2 separate regions of the Homo sapiens genome follow, and region 2 is linked to region 1. Evidence: chromatin loops called from intact Hi-C (ENCODE). Cell type or tissue: PC-3. All regions are shown on one strand. Links, peaks and the distances in the headings refer to the core of each region. The heading gives the core; the rest is flanking DNA.

The links. A loop is a pair of places that touch in the nucleus more often than their neighbours do. Peaks named below come from ENCODE experiments on the same cell type or tissue, not always from the same donor. Only the 100,000 strongest peaks of a DNase experiment are listed, where the experiment ranks them.
Region 2: it touches region 1 in a loop (5-fold over the local background); 2 of 110 quality-filtered maps call a loop at or near these places.

The regions. Positions count from the first base shown.
Region 1 is chr11:130,997,633-131,003,024 of GRCh38, reverse strand. No RefSeq gene overlaps it. Among named protein-coding and RNA genes, the nearest start is that of SNX19, 84 kb to the right of the region's middle. RefSeq lists an enhancer at 3,059-4,258. In PC-3, for the core only: no CTCF peak of the experiment used is centred there; DNase peaks (open chromatin) are centred at 2,474 and 3,704; H3K4me3 peaks cover 1,314 bases; H3K27ac peaks cover 2,411 bases.
Region 2 is chr11:130,920,268-130,925,659 of GRCh38, reverse strand. No RefSeq gene overlaps it. Among named protein-coding and RNA genes, the nearest start is that of SNX19, 6.5 kb to the right of the region's middle. In PC-3, for the core only: a CTCF peak has its summit at 2,176 (motif pointing left); a DNase peak (open chromatin) is centred at 2,169; H3K27me3 peaks cover 2,532 bases.

The DNA.
Region 1 (5,392 bases), core at 88-5,087:
ACTGCATAATGAATAATTTGGTGTATTGGGAGGTATATCTGAATAAATTACCCAGAATTTATATATGAGTAAATTACACAGGAAAAAAAAGAAAATACCAAAAGGAAGTTAAGAGAAATGGAGGGATAGAATAAACAATGCAACACACAGCTAACTGGAGTTCCAGAAGGAGTGGCAAGAAATAATGGCTAGAATCTTCCTAATAAGAATCTTCCTAATCTTCCATGAACAAATAAAAGTCTTGATTATAGAGGTTTTAAAAACACTATATATTCCACGCAGGGCAAATAAAAAGAAATCTATGTGTGCACACAATGTTGTCACCAGAACACAAAGTCAGAAAGATCTTAAAATCAGCCAGAGAAAGTACTGATGATCTGCAAAGGAGGAACTTAGCCTTAGAGCTAACTTTATCCTATGGAAGCCATCAGATAATTAAATACCATCTGAGCACTGAAGATACATAGATAGATAGATAGATAGATAGATAGATAGATAGATAGATAGATAGATAGACGGACAGACAGATCAATCCAGAATTGCGTATTTAACAAAACAATTTTTCACGTGGGAGACACAGAGATTTCATAAGAACAAGTGCCAATAGCAGCATTGCGATCACAACACTCAGCCTTGGGACAGCAATCGGGTGGATGATTAAACCTGACATGCTCATACACGGCACCACTATTTCTGAAGCATGGCACACACTGAGTAAACATGGAGCCACCTGGATAGGATCTGTTCTTTCAAAGATCTTATACATACCTTAACTGAGTTGATGCCAAGAATTTTGAGATAGGTTATGGAGAGGCATAGTATTTCTACTTTATAGGCAAGTAAACATATCCAGAAAGGTTAAGTTACTTACAAAAAGTATTGGACAAATGCCTTTGAGTTTTCTTCATTTGAAAGTATAAATATAGATAAACATGTTAAGTATTTTTAAAGAAATGTTCACTGATAATACTGCAGGTATTTAGGGACTTCCCTACATGCTCACAATCTCAGTCTCATTCATTATTATCCCCAATAACCATTTTTTGACACACACAGTGAATACTCCCCCAGTAGCTTCTCATGAATCCCTACTACCAAAGCACTATCAACAATGCCTAATGGATAAATCATCCTCCCTGATAGGGTCATCATTTCTGAAAAAAGAAGGTGTATTGCTATTGCTGCTGCAACAAATTAGCCCAAATGTAATTTTAACAATAAAAATGTATTATCTCTCAGCATTTTGTAAATTACAAGTCTAACACAGGTCTCACTGAGATGCCCTGAGAGAAAGTGTTTCCTCACTTCTCCAGCTTCTAAAGACAGCTCACATTCCTTGACTTGTGACCCTCTCCTCCATCTTCAAAGCCAGAAGCTTTGATGCCTCAGACACACTTTTTCAGTCACACCTCTCTTTGCCTACAGTCAGAAGAGATCCTCCATTTTTAAGGATTCATGTGATTACATTGGGCCCACCTGGATAATTCAGGATAGTTTTTCCAGCATAAGGTCCTTAACCTGAATCACATCTCCAAAGTTTCTTTTGCAGTGTATGGTCATATATTCACAGGTTCCAGAGGCATGGACATCTTTGGAGAGCCATTACTTCACCTACCATGGAATATGGAAGAGTGGCAGAGACGCTCTTGGTCTAATAGATAAATGATAGATAACGTTGCTCTTATTATATCAGGTCATGCTAAGCTTGTATAGTGCATTCCAGTTTTCAATGTACCCCACCAATTCAACCCAGATTCTGGAAGACAAACCCTAATGCATTTATTATATATAGTAAACTATTGTATTTTGTATAGTATTACATTTTATAATATGTAAAGTACATTACATAATACATTTGTTATATGTAATGAGTTAACTTGGCTCCTATACATTTAGAAAGGCATTGGTTGTATCCTGCCTGAGGGAAAATTGAGAAAAGGGTCACATAAATCATTTTTGGCAGAACTTATCTTGTGAGACTCTAGTTGAAAAAGAATACATCCTTTATTGCACTTGTGCAAAAAAAGCAAGTTAACACAGCAGGCCTGGGATCACTGTCTTAAAAAAGATAACTGATTGCATCAAACAAAAGTAGTGGCAATGCACTGGAGGTCTTATAATTTAAATAAAGTAAATGTATGACAAAAAATCACATAAAATGCTGGGGGGGTGAAAGTATTTAAGATTCTTTTACTATCTATAAAGTGCTGTAATATTAAGGTAGACTGTGGTATGTATATAGTAAACCACAGAGCAATCATTTAATAATAACACAAAGAGGTACAGATAATACATTGAAAAATGGAGATAAAATGGAATCCTAAAAATACACAATCCAAAGGATATGGAAGGTGGCAGGGGATGGTAGGAAATGAATAACACATGAGTCAAACTGAAAACAAACAACAAAGTGAGTGATTTAAACTTGACTATGACAATATTTACTTTACATGTGAAGGGTCTAAACCATGAGTCAGCAAGCTATGTCCCATGGGCCAAATACAGCCCATCATCATTTTTTATAACGTTCCATTGTATTGAAACACAGCCACGCCCATTCATTCTTGTGTTATCTGTGCTGCTTTCATGCTATAATAGCAGAGTTGTGTGATTTCAACAGAGACCATATGATCCCAAAAGCCTAACATTTGTTCTGTCTGGCCCTTTACAGAAAACATTTGTTGACCCTTGGTGTAAACACTCCCATTTAAAGCCAGAGATTCTCAAATTGGACTTAAAATAATAACTAAATATGATCTGCAAGAAACCCACTTTAAATATAAACACATGGTTAAGTTAAAAGTGAAAGGATAGAAAGAGGCATGCCATGCACGCACTAAATGAAAGGAAGCTGCAATGCCTAAGATAATATCAGATGATGCAGACTTCAGAACAAGTCTTGTTACCAGAGATAAAGAGGAATATTTCCTAAGGATAAAATTGTTAATTTATTTTAAAAATTTAAATGTATATGCATCTAATAGCAGATTCAAAATATATGAAGCAAACAAAGAGCTGAAATGAGAAATAGACAAATACACAATTAAAATGAGAGCTCTAAACACTCCTCAATCAGTAACTGATAGATAAGATAGGCAGAAGATTAGAGAAAGCATAAACAAGTCTTGAAGAGCACTATCAACAACTTGAAATGATTGATATTCACAGAATATTCCACTCAACAATTGCAGAATACACACATTCGAGTGTTGACAAAATATTCACTCATATTAGTCCAATGAGCACAGTTAACAGTAGCACATATCCATGGTTCAGAAGGGTCCATGGGGTTTACAGACCCAATGACTGTGATTCCCTTTTCTCTTCCAAGAATTCTTCCTGCTTTCTGTTGTACATCAACAGAGGAACTGGGAAACTAGTTGATGATCCACTGTCTATGATAATTTCTCTACAAGTAGCTCCTTTCAATCGGGACAATCACCCATGGATTTTACGAGAATTCATGGCACATACACATAAAACATCAATACTAATTATTACAATTTTACATTTAGAAACAGGAGTGATAAAAGTGATGCAAGACAATGATCAAGCAGCCCCACTCAGATGGGTACAGCACCATTCAGAGTAAGCAGCAAACAGGAGAGTCTCTCCTTCTCTCCTCCTCTCCTCCTCTCCCTCTCCCTCTCCCTCCCAGCCACCAGAGAATGACAAATAGTCATACTATGGTTGCTTGACCTACTTGGCTGCCTGTACGACCAGCTACAGAAACTGCTCAGTTTCAGGAGACAGATAAGTCTTGCAGTTTGGCATTCTCAGCAGGAATGTTCAGGGATTTCCAGGGCCCATGGCAGACTTCCTATCCCAACATGTAGTAATAAAATAAATGGGTAGTGATTTAAGAACAGATGGACAAATAGAACAATAGAACAAAGCATTGAACTTAGAGAAAGATCATGTATACATGAAAATTTAAATCACAATAAATGTAGAAGTATAACAGCAAAAATCAAAGGTGAAAGAGAGGTTGTTTTATTTATGGCATTAGGAAGAAAATAAAATTGGATTCTTAACTAAAATCACATATAAAAGTAAAATCCAGAGAGATTGATGAAAGATGAAATAGAAAATCAATAGAAGAAAATGTCAGAGTACATGTTTGCAATGCAGAGTCAAGAAATAACTCTTTTTAAAAACTTGAAAAGCTTACATGCAAAGGCAAACCTGTCTTTAAAATGACTATTTCCTCTATTAAAAAAATTAAGTGTTTTTGTTTAATAGAGGAAGAGTGGATAAAGAGAGATAATCTTTTATCAACAATATCCAAAACTGGCAATATGCAAACATGTAAGGATTAAGTCAACAAGACAGATAAACCAAAAGAAAAAAATGGGCAAAAATATGAATAAGCAATAAAACCAACAGCTAATATGTAAATCAAGAGACATTCAAATTCATTAGTCATCACAGGAGCAAATGAAAACAGTAATGAAACAGTATCTTATCCCTGTTAATTTAGTTAGAATGTAAAAAATAAGCAGTCTCAACTATCGGTAGAGTGTAGGGATAGAGGACCCTACATACCCTCCTGCTAGGAGAAGAATGGTGCAGATATTCTCAAGATCTATCTGTCGGCACCTAGTCAAGTCAAGCTTACATATATTTTACAACCCAGCAATTACACTCACAGGTGTGTAGACCAAAGAAATTCTCCCACAGGTCCACAAGTGACATACATAGCCATGTCTGTTGCAGCCTTGTTTATGGTGATAGGGATTCAGCACAATCCGAGTGTCCATCACTAACTGGAAAAGTGGATAGACCAAGTTTGGTGGATACACGTGGAGTTTGATGAAGCATTTAGAAAGAATGAACTAGATGTTCACAGAGCACCATGACTGGCACTTCAGTGCTAAGTAAATGAAACAAAATGAGATCCACAACTTACCATTATTTCCATAGAATAAAAACACAGACACACAAAACAAAACACACTTTTTAAAATGACATATAAATGAATGATACATACCAAATACATTAGAATGATTGCCAATGAAGAATGAATTAAAAAAATGAAATTTGGGATTGGGGACATATACAAATAAGTTAGTAAGTGAATGAATGAATAAGAATAGTTCTTTCTCTTTTGAAATAATTTAAGAGCAGTGGCCTCAAATGGAGGCAAAAACATAAGGAAAAGCACATAGGCAGGAAAGCAGAAGTCTATAAAAACAAAGACAAATATACAATTTCAAGGGAACAACAGAGTGTTTCAAGGGGAGTAGCAGAAGATAAGACAGAAAAGGTAAGTTGGCCAGCTGAATCTTGTGTCTTTTAATTCTTTTACCTAAAAAATAGCATATAAGCTTTACTGATATTTAATACATGGATCAATCCTGGAACTCTGGCTTGTAATTGGGATACATATGCA
Region 2 (5,392 bases), core at 90-5,089, 77 kb after region 1:
CATATAAATATTAGAATTTTTATTTTAGCATTCATTTCTCTTCATTTTTCTTTCATATATTCAGTTCCCTAGTTCTCTATGCTATAGCCTAAATAATTTCTTTCAACAAATACTGTAGGTCATTAATTTTTTCTTTGGCTATATATAATCAACTATTTAACACATACATTAAGTATTTTATTTCAGTAGTCCTATTTTTCATTTATAAAAGTTTCATTTGGCTATGTTTTGAAACTGTATGGGCATCTTTGACAATCTGTTATTGTTAGAACATACTTGTATTTCATTCATTTTGAGCTCATACATGGATCTTCTATCTTAAGCAGCAGACAATATTCATATCCACAGTCCTTGTGTTCTCAATCTGTTGTTTATTTTTTCTGATTCTCACTCATGTTAGCCTTCCTTCTCATAATTGATGGTCTTGGATTTAGAGTTCATAGTACTCTATATTAAATGTGTGCTTATTTCATGGTCTTACCATGAGAATATTTTCTTCCAGAATGGATTTCTTTTGTGTCTTCCAGAAGCTTGGAAATGCCACTGACCTGGAACTTCTTCAAACCTCTTCAAGGATTGTGGCTCCAAGTGGAGTCAGGGGCTCAGTTTCACCTCCTCCTGCTGGAACAAGGCTCAGAACCTGAATTACAGATCTGATAAGGACGTCTGTCCCTGGGGCCACCCTGCTCCTTTCATCTGCTCTCCACTGACAGTTCTATCCTCATCTCAGAGTTGTTTTCTGTTTCGTTTTGCTCTTATTTAATAGTTTTGTTTTTAGAGTGGGATGGGATAGTGTACCTTGGACTTCTCACCTATTTTGTGTCCTCATTTGAGCCCATTAACTCATCAATAACTGTTTCCTATTCAGTGTCTGGTTGTTCTGCAGAGGGAAGGGCTATTCGAGCATTTAGTATTGTATGCAGCCAGATGAGGAAGTTAAGCCTGGATCTCCTTAACTTGTAGTTCAGTGCTGTTTCCACTTTTGAATGAAATGAAAAAAAATATTGGGAACTATCAAGATTATTATCTTCCTTTTTAGTATCCTCATAATCAAAATATGACCATTCACATAACCCACAGATAGAAAAGAGGTAGTATGAACTGAACCCTGTCCCTTCAAAACTCATATGTTGAAGCCATAGCCCTCAGTATACCTCAGAATGTGGCTCTATTTGGAGATAGGCATGTAAAGAGGTAATTAGGATTAAATAAGGTCTTATGGGTGAGCCCTAATCGAATATGACTGTATCCCTATAAGAAGAGGAAGAGTCACCAGGGATGCGTGTGCACAGAGGGAAGACGCTGAAGAGGTGGCCTTCTGCTAGGCAAGAAGGGAGGCCTCAGGAGAAACCAAATCTGCCAACACCTTGATCTTAGACTTCCAGCCTCCAGAACTGTGAGAAATAAATTTCTGTTGTTTAAACCACCCAGCATGTAGTAGTTTGTTCTGAGCCGTAGCAAACAAGTATGGGAGCTTACTCAGTATTTCTCATGTCTCCCTTATTCCTAGTACGACCTGTTACTCTTGTCTTTTTTTTTTAACCTTTTTTTATTATTTATTTATTTATTTATTTATGTTTGAGACGGACTCTCACTCTGTCGCTATGCTGGAGTGCAGTGGCACGATCTCAGCTCACTGCAACTTCTGCCTCCCAGGTTCAAGCAATTCTCCTGCCTCAGCTTCCCGAGTAGCTGGGACTACAGGCGCGCCACCACACCCAGCTAATTTTTGTATTTTTAGTAGAGACGGGGTTTCACCATGTTGGCCAGGATGGTCTCGATCTCTTGACTTGGTGATCCACCCGCCTCGGCCTCCCAAAGTGCTGGGATTACAGGCGTGAGCCACCGCGCCGGGCCTGTTACTCTTGTCTTTATGGGAAATTCAACCCACCCTTTAAGGCCAGCTCAAAAGTCATCTCTTCTGTGCAACTGTTCCTAATTTTCTGCCTTCCCATATTTTGACATATTTTGATTATAGCACTTTTTACATTGTGTCAATATCCATCTCTTGCATTAGACTGTGAATTCTTTAAGAAGATAAACTATATAAAGACCATGTTTGAATTCCCAATATCTGGCTTAATCCTCGTGGGGTGAATGGATAGACATGGGACTGACAAATGAATAAGTAAGATGCAGTTTCTCCTTAAGATGCCATACTTTCTGCTGCCCTCTGGTGGCTATTTTGCTCCATCACCGCGCCTAAGGCAGGATGTGGAGATGCTCCTGCCAATATCCTAGTTCTTCATGGATGCTTTTAGATGATTCTTTCCCAAATTACACACAATTTCCTTCTTTTCTTTTGGTATCACCATACTTTCTTTACTCCTTGTATTACTCTGTTCTCATATTGCTATAAAGAACTACCTTAGACTGGGTAATTTAAGAAGAAAAGAGATTTAATTGACTCACAGTTCGGCATGGCTGGGGAGGCCTCAGGGAACTTAAAATCATGGCAGAAGGCAAAGGGGAAGGAAGCATATCTTCATAAGACAGCAGGAGAGAGAGAGTAAAGGGGGAGGCACTACACACTTTTAAACAACCAGATCCCACGAGAACTCTATCACGAAACAGCGCTAGGGTGACGGTGCTAACTCATTAGAAACCACCCCCATGATCCAATCACCTCCCACCAGGCCCCACCTCCAAAACTCAGGATCACAGTGCTACATGAGATTTGGGTGGGGACACAGAGCCAAACCATATCACTCCTCGTATTACATCACCTTCCAACTTCCTGGTCATTCTTCTCACTTACTGAGAACATTTGTACCAAGATCCTAGTCCTCTCTACCCTAACATTAGTGACTTCCTTGACCATGTAGATCATCCTTCTCCAAAACATAGACTCAAAATGTCTCCTTCAACCCTAGCCCTAGGTTATCCAGACCCTATTTCAGAAACTCATCTGGCCACACCCAGACTTTATTACCACAAAAACATTTTCATCTTTAGGCATGTAGCCTCTGTAGTAGGTCACATAATGCCCCCTTCCACCAAAATATGTTCACATCTGGACCCCCAGAACCTGTGGGTATGTTGTTTTACTTGGTAAAAGAAACAAAAGATAAGACTAAGTTAAGGGTCTTGAGATGGGAAGTTTCTCCTAGATAACTGCGGAGGCTCAAAGTAATCACAGGGCCATTTTAAGAAGAAGGCAGACCATCCTGGCCAACATGGTGAAACCCCATCTCTACTAAAAATGCAAAAATTAGCTGGGTGTGGTGGCACACGCCTGTAATCCCAGCTACTTGGGAGGCTGAGGCAGGAGAATCACTTGAACCCAGGAGGTGGAGGTTGCAGTGAGCCGAGATCGCCCCACTGCACTCCAGCCTGGTGACAGAGAGAGACTCCATCAAAAAAAAAAAAAAAAGGCAGGAGGGTCAAGGTGGGAGAAAGAGATGTGACCACAGAAGCAGAGGTTGGAGCATGTGGTGCCATAAGCCAAAGATCACAGGCAGCCTGTAGAAGCTGGAAAGGACAAAAAAGAGATTTTCCCTTAGAGCCTCCAACAGGAACAAGCCCTCTCAATCCATCTTAGACTCCTGACTTTCAGAAATGTAAGAGAATAAACATGTTTGCTGCAAGCTGCTAAGTTGATGGTCATTTGGTAGAGCAGCCATAAGAACAAACACAGGCTCTGATGGACCAATCTTGAGCCACAGGTCTTTTTCTTCTGGCTCTTACTCACTTGCTCCCAGTACAGCTCATCCTCTCCTCACAGCTGTTTGTCTCTCTCCTGGCTTCGTTTTCCTTCCCAGATACCTAGACTCCATGATTTTCCACTGTAACCACTCTCTTCCCAGGATGTGAAGGTCCTAATCTTTTCTCCTTTCACTTCATCTACCTTGATACCTCCTGCTTGCTTCTCTTTTATACCGAGGATACTTGATATGGCTTGGCTGGTTCCCCACCCAAATCTCATCTTGAATTCCCCCATGTTGTGGGAAGGACCCAGTGGGAGGCAATTGAATCATGGAGGTAAGTTTTTTTCCATGCTGTTCTCATGATAGTGAATAAGTCTCACAAGATCTGATGGTTTTATAAAGAAGAGTTCCCCTCCACAAGTTCATTTCTCTTTTTGCCTGCTGCCATCCATGGAAGACATGCTCTTCCTTGCCTTCCACCATGATTGTGAGGCTTCCCCAGCCACACGGAACTGTAAGTCCAATTAAACCTCTTTCTTCTGTAAATTGCCCAGTCTCAGGCATGTCTTTATTAGCAGCATGAAAAGGAACTAATACAGTAAATTGTTACCAGTAGAGTGGGGCTGCAGAAAAGATACCTGAAAATGTGGAAGCAGCTTTGGGACTGGGTAACTGGCAGAGGCTGGAACAGTTTGGAGGGCTCAGAAGAAGGCAGGGAAATGTGGAAAAGTTTGGAACTCCCTAGAGACTTGTAGAAAGGCTTTGGCCAAAATGCTGACAATGATATGGACAATGAAATCCAGACTGAGGTGGTCTCAGATGGAGATGAGGAACTTATTGGGAACTGGAGCAAAGGTGACTCTTGTTAAGTTTTAGTAAAGAGACTGGTGACATTTTGTCCCCGTTCTAGAGATTTTGGAACTTTGAACTTGAGAGAGATGATTTAGGATATCCGGCAGAAAAAAATTTCTAAGTAGCAAAGCGTTCAAGAAGTGATTTGGGTGCTGTTAAAAGCATTCAGTTTTATAAGGGAAGCATAGCATAAAAGTTTGGAAGATGTGCAGCCTGACAATGCAATAGAAAAGAAAATCCCATTTTCTGAGGAGAAATTCAAGCCCGCTGCAGAAATTTGCATAAGAAACGAGCAGCTGAATGTTAATCCCCAAGACAATGTGGAAAATGTCTCCAGGGCATGTCAGAGATCTTTCTTTGCGGCAGCCCATCCCATCACAGGCCTAGAGGTCTAGAAGGAAAATAGAGTTTCATAGGCCGGGTCCAGGGTCCTGGTGCTGTGTGTAGTCTAGGGACTTGGTGCCCTGCATCCCAGCTGCTCCAGCCATGGCTGAAAGGGCCCAACGTAGAGTTTAGGCTGTGGCTTCAGAGGGTGCAAGCCTCAAGGCTTGGCAGCTTCCACATGATGTTGAGCCTGTGGGTGCACAAAAGTCAAGAACTATGGTTTGGAAAACTCCATCTAGATTTCAAAGGATGTATGGAAATGCCTAGATGCCCGGGCAGAAGTTTGCTTCAGCAGCTTGGCCCTCATGAAGAACCTCTGCTGGTCAGTGAGGAAGGGAAATGTGGGGTGAAAGCCCCCACACAGAGTCCCTACTTGGGCACCACCTAGTGGATCTGTGAGAGGAGGGCCACTGTCCTCCAGACTGCAGAATGATAGATTGACCAACAGCTTGCACCATTCACCTTGAAAAGCCAGACACTCAATGCCAGCTCGTGAAAGTAGCTGGGAG